2 separate regions of the Homo sapiens genome follow, and region 1 is linked to region 2. Evidence: chromatin contacts called from ENCODE Hi-C or POLR2A ChIA-PET data. All regions are on one chromosome and are shown on one strand. Each heading gives the region's core, a stretch centred on a gene start or an enhancer-like site at or near the end of the contact. The rest is flanking DNA. Distances are from core to core; before and after follow the strand shown.

What was found. A loop is a pair of places that touch in the nucleus more often than their neighbours do. ChIA-PET counts read pairs that join two places held with the same protein, here RNA polymerase II (POLR2A). Pooled maps may share reads with other maps.
Region 1: a loop to region 2 is called in a map of OCI-LY7, with 6 times the contacts of the local background. The contact joins two enhancer-like sites. A Hi-C loop is called at or near these places in 4 of 168 maps with a recorded cell type or tissue (HCT116, OCI-LY7, esophagus muscularis mucosa and 1 more), 4 of 37 single-sample maps with no recorded cell type and 17 of 50 pooled maps. POLR2A ChIA-PET finds 5 or more read pairs at or near these places in 3 of 52 experiments (IMR-90, PC-9 and Panc1).

Annotation. Positions count from the first base shown.
Region 1 is chr20:51,459,714-51,462,413 of GRCh38, reverse strand. The region is part of intron 5 of NFATC2 (nuclear factor of activated T cells 2); the gene reads left to right. Among named protein-coding and RNA genes, the nearest start is that of MIR3194, 8.1 kb to the right of the region's middle. Within about 2 kb of position 1,398, at least 4 of the 41 ENCODE cell types and tissues checked have a DNase peak (open chromatin) inside an H3K27ac peak, as active enhancers do; they include OCI-LY7, where a contact is called at or near this core.
Region 2 is chr20:51,593,847-51,596,546 of GRCh38, reverse strand. It overlaps ATP9A (ATPase phospholipid transporting 9A (putative)), which reads left to right. Exons shown (of 28, transcript NM_006045.3): 28 at 1-33. Among named protein-coding and RNA genes, the nearest start is that of NFATC2, 52 kb to the right of the region's middle. Within about 2 kb of position 1,411, at least 9 of the 41 ENCODE cell types and tissues checked have a DNase peak (open chromatin) inside an H3K27ac peak, as active enhancers do; they include OCI-LY7, where a contact is called at or near this core.

The DNA.
Region 1 (2,700 bases), core at 149-2,648, 130 kb after region 2:
AGTGCAGTGGCGCGATCTCGACTCACTGCAACTTCTGCCTACCGGGTTCAAGCAGTTCTCCTGCCTCAGCCTCCCAAGTAGCTGGGATTACAGGTGCGTGCCATCATGCCCAGCTATTTTTTTTTTTTTTTTTGTATTATTAGCAGAGATGGGGTTTCATCATGTTGGCCAGGCTGGTCTCAAACTCCTGACCTCAGGTGATCTGCCAGCCTCAGCCTCCCAAAGTGCTGGGATTACAGGCATAAGTCACCCTGCCCGGCCTGTTATTTCTTAAATTTAAATTTATTTTTATTGTTGAAACAGAGTCTTGCTGTGTCACCCAGGCTTGAGGGCAGTGGTGCAATCTCAACTCACTGCAACCGCCACCTCCCAGGTCAAGCAATTCTCTTGCCTCAGCCTCCCAAGTAGCTGGGATTCCAGGCACGTACCACCACGCCCAGCTAACTTTTTTTGTAGTTTTAGTGGAGATGGGGTTTCACCACCTTGGCCAGGCTGGTCTCGAAGTTCTGACCTCAAGTGATCTGCCCACCTTGGCCTCCCAAAGTGCTGGGATTACAGGGGTGAGCCACCACACCCAGCCTGTCCGCTGTTATTAACAGAAACTGCCCTCTCTGTAGGAGCGAATTTCTCTAACCAGTCTCTCCTGAGGTTCTTGGATAGATCGTAATTCTTGGCCACCCGGCTTGACGGCGAATTTCAGATAGTCAGGCAATAACTTCCCATTTCCAGGCCTACTTGGGCGATGTGGGGGAACCCTGTGCCGGTGTCAGTTTTCTTCGCTGAACCTTTGCGGTGGCTGCTGCTGTGCTGCAGGTGGGCACAGTTGCAAGACAAAGTCAACACCCAAACTGGTTAAACCAACAGCGTCCTGTTGATTCAGAGCTCATAAAATACAAGAGCCCCCCCAAGCCACTTTATGACGTGCCAGAATCCAGGGGCAGGAGGGAAGCCTGGGGAAGTCACTTTGCAGGGGCCACCTTGAAGCTTAAGCTGGAGCAGAGGTCAAGACTTCACCCGCAGGCCTGAGCCAGGCCCTCAAAGATGACTTTAAAAGCAAGGTGCCTGGTTTGGTTGGAAAACTGCAGGCTGTGCGGTTTGGATTGTCTGCAGTCTCAGAAATGAATGGGAGAAAGGGGGGCTGATGAGGAGGGTGGGTGCAAGCCTGGGAGGCCCACTGGGCTTCCTTAGAGCCTCCCACCCACCCTGGACCTGTCACCCCAATTAGCAGCCATAGGTGATGGAGGTTGCATCAGAGAGCAATAGAGAAGTAGAGCTCAGGAGGGTAATTTGGGCTGCTGTGCGCTGGCTTCAGTTCCTCTTTCAAAAGCTAATTGCTTTGCCTCTGGGTTCTCTGAGGACTGGGGCCTGCCCTGGAGGAGTTCCCCGTCCTCAGGTGGCCTCTTAAGTGTGGAACTTGGCTCTTAAGCAAACGTGCGTGACAAGTCACCCGGAAAGATTGTTAAAATGCAAATGTCTGGCCTCTGCCCGAGAGATTGGGGCACAGAGGGTGAGGGATGTGGCCTGGGTATCTGCATTTTTATCTAGCACCTTCTGACCCTGCGTTGCTGGGGGAAGATTCTGCTACAGGTGACCTGAGAGCCACACTTTGAGAAACACTGGCAACTGGGGTCAAGAAACCTGGGCCAGGCGTAGTGGCTCATGCCTATGATCCCAGCACTTTGGGAGGGCGAGGCGTGCGGATCGCCTGAGCTCAGGTGTTTGAGATCAGCCTAGGCAACATGGCAACATCCAGTCTCTATTAAAAAAAAAAAAAGAAGAAGAAACCTGGGTTATGGCTCAGGATTCACCGAGAACAGCAGTGACCACAGAGGTGACCTGTGTACACACATGCATATGTTTGGTACATATATGCTAAAATATATAAGACAACAATGTCTATGGCTGGCACATACAGCCTCTCAGAAGCTACAGCTTTTAGTGTTGCTAACCTTGCTGACCCATGTTTATTAAGCCAGACACGCTTTTGATGAACTTGTTTAATCCTCGTAATGACCTGTGAAGTGGGACTGTTAACAGCCCCATTTTACAGATGGGGAGACTGAGGCTCAGAGCTGTGAAAACCCCTACAAGGATCAACCAGGGGGGTGTCCAACACTATAGCCTTAACCAAGAGCACGTGCTGCCCTTCACTGAAGCTGAGCTCTGAGCATCTGTCCTCTCCTCTCTAGATGGGAGTGATAGTGTCTTCCTTGCTGTAGGGCTATGATTTAAGGGTTTAAACAAATAAAGTGTTGTGAAAATAACTTAGCAAGAAAAAGAGGGGCATTTTTGAAAGTCAACGATAGCAAAGACCATCATGTCTTGAGTTGTTACTGTGTGCTAAGCATGGGCTGTTTTGTCTTATATAGGATATTTTCTCCTATTGTGGTAAAATACACATAAAATTTACCATTTTAGCTATTTTCAAGTATGCAATTCAGTACATGAAGTACATTCACAATATTGTGCAACTACCACTACTCTGTAGTTGCAGAACTTTTTTTTGTTTTGTTTTGTTTCTTTGTTTGTTTTTTTGAGATGAAGTCTTGCTTTATTGCCCAGCCTGGAGTGTAGTAGCGTGATCTCGGCTCACTGCAACATCCGCCTCCTGGGTTCAAGCGATTCTCCCACCTCAGCCACCCAAGTAGCCGGGATTACAGGTACATGCTACCAGGCCCGGCCAATTTTTGTAGTTTTTAG
Region 2 (2,700 bases), core at 162-2,661:
GGTGATAGATATAAATGGAAAATAAGATGAAAACCATAAGCTTCATATTGTATTTCTATACACGGTCCTCGATGACTGGAATCTTTTTTTTTTTTTTTTATCGAGGGATGGAACATATAGGAACAGTCAGTTAAGTTTTAGGCAGAAAAAATTTTTAAGGCCCGGCGCAGTGGCTCATGTCTGTAATCCCAGCTTTGGGAGACCAAGGCAGGAGGATTGCTTGAGCCCAGAGTTTGAGACCAGCCTGGGTAACGTGGTGAAACTCATGTACAAAAAATACAAGAAAACGAGCTGGGTGTACTGGCTCAAGCCTGTGGTCCCAGCGACTTGGGAAGCTGAGGCGGAACAATCACCTGAGCCTCGGAGGTCGAGGCTGCAGTGAGTCGTGATTGTGCCACTGCACTCCTGCCTGGGCAACAGAGCAAGACTCCGTCTCAAAACAAAACAAAACAAAAAAAGCTTTTGTGTAGGAAGTAGTTGAAATCAATTGGGTGATTTTTGTCCCTTGGGGGACACGTGGCGGTATGAAGACCTTTTCAGTTGTTACAACTCGGGGAAGAGGAGTGCTACAAGCAAGAGATGCTGCCGAACACCCTGTGATTCACAGGGTGGCCCCCACAACAGAGCCCAAAGTGTCAAAAGTGCCAACATTGAGAAACCCTAATTATTTTTTTTCGAGGTGGAGTCTTGCCCTGTTATCTAGGCTGCAATGCAGTGGTGCAATCTTGGCTCACTGCAACCTCCGCCTCCCAGGTTCAGGCGATTCTCCTGCCTCAGCCTTCTGAGTAGCTGGGCCTGCCACCACGCCCGGTTAAGTTTTGTATCTTTAGTAGAGACGGGGTTTCACCATGTTGGCCAGGCTGGTCTCGAACTCCAGGCCTCAGGTGATCTGCCTGCCTCAGCCTCCCAAAGTGCTGGGATTACAGGCATGAGCCCATACGCCCAGCCAGAGAAACCCTAATTTAATTGGCACGTGTCAGCTGTACCATTTGTCTGTCTGTATTTGTAAAAGGGCCCGGAGGTATAAGCTCGTGTGTCTCAGGAAGCAAGTTATGCCTCCGCCTACTATACCAAATACTATACCAAATGGTGTAATTAGTGGCTGTCTGCAGTGTGAGCTGCTGGTTCCCTCTTTTTGGTTCTCAATGGAAAGGGCCATCCTCAGTATATAGATTAGAAAGATAATTGTAACTTAGTTGTGTTATCTCATGACAGCAGCAAAAGGAAGGTATGTGGTTTCAAAGGTAGGGACCGACCATGCTTTCCCTTAAACGTGTGCTATCCCTGCACGACCTTAAGCCTCTGCATTTGCCTGCAGTGAACTTCCGTCCATGTGCGGACACTCCTCCGCCGGAGCCGCTAGGGGGAACTTGAGGACTGAAAGACATTGCTGTTTCCTGTTTTCCACAACCAGCCGGACCCCACGTGCCCAACTGCCCTGAGTTTCAAGACTGTGCTTTCATAGCTTCAGAATTTATTTCATGGCCAGAGGCTCCGTGAAAAACAGACATTTCTTTTCATGTTGTTGACCAGAATATTTTGCTGGACTTAGTTAAAAAAAAAAAAAAGGAAAAAAAAAAGGCAGGGAGGGTGAGAGATGAATATTTATTTGCTCTTGGATATTTGCATTTTTGAATAATTGGCAAGTAGGAAGCTTTGCCAATTCACTGTTCAGTCTAATAAGGTTTTGAGACGAAATGTACCAACACCCCAAGTACTTTTAGTGTTTTTGTTATGAAACTTTTCAGGGTGACATGAAGCCCTGTGGTATTTGTGAGGAGGTCTATAAATGATGGATTTGCTCACCTCAAAATAGAACTGTAGTCGCTCCAAATTTTCCAGAAGTGGGAGCACAGTGACAGAATTCATTCAGGACTTGCTAATTTCCTACTTTAAATGGGTTACATAACAGAACCGGTCCCGCCTTCGCGCCTCTCAAAACTACCCATGAAGTGATGGTGAAATGTATCATTAAAAGCTAGAAATAGCTCTGCTAAACTCTGGGAAAAAGATGAATTTTTTTCTGATCTCCCTCTCCCCACCCCCCTTTTTTCACCCAAACATTGCATAATGTTAAAAAAGTCAAATCTTTCCGTGGGATTTAATTTCATTTTCCATGTGGCTGTGGTCGGAGGGGTAACTCAAGCACTTTGGGGGCTGGTGGATTTTTGGAGGATCACGCATTCCCGGATCAGTTTGCATCCAAAGCCTTAGCCGAGAAATACACCCAATCCTGGGGTTTCTCCCCATCCCTCCTGCCCCCCTTTTGTGGATGAGTTATCTATAACATAGCATCTTTTCAGAAAGCCTGCCTTCTTGCAGGAATGCCCAAACAAAGCCACCCTCCACTTTCCATGTTGACGTTTTGATTTTGAAATGGATTCCCCCTGAAATTTGGGGTAACTGAGTCACATGTGAAGTCATCGGCCCCACAACCTATGCTTGATACCAAGCCAGGGCTCATTTCTTAGAATTCAGCCAGCAGGTTCTGTTTGCTTACATTAAGAACTTGGTGTTCTAAGCCTGTGGTGTTTGTTTTCAAGAGATTTAAAAGAAATACATTTTTTTTCTTTGATCAGATCAGGTCCAGATAAGCCCAGGACTATTTTTTATTTCCTTTGAGAAAGATTGCAGAGTCCAGAAGGAATGGAAAAAGTGTTGGGGGATGGGTAGGAGATGTGCAGAATATGCTGACATTTT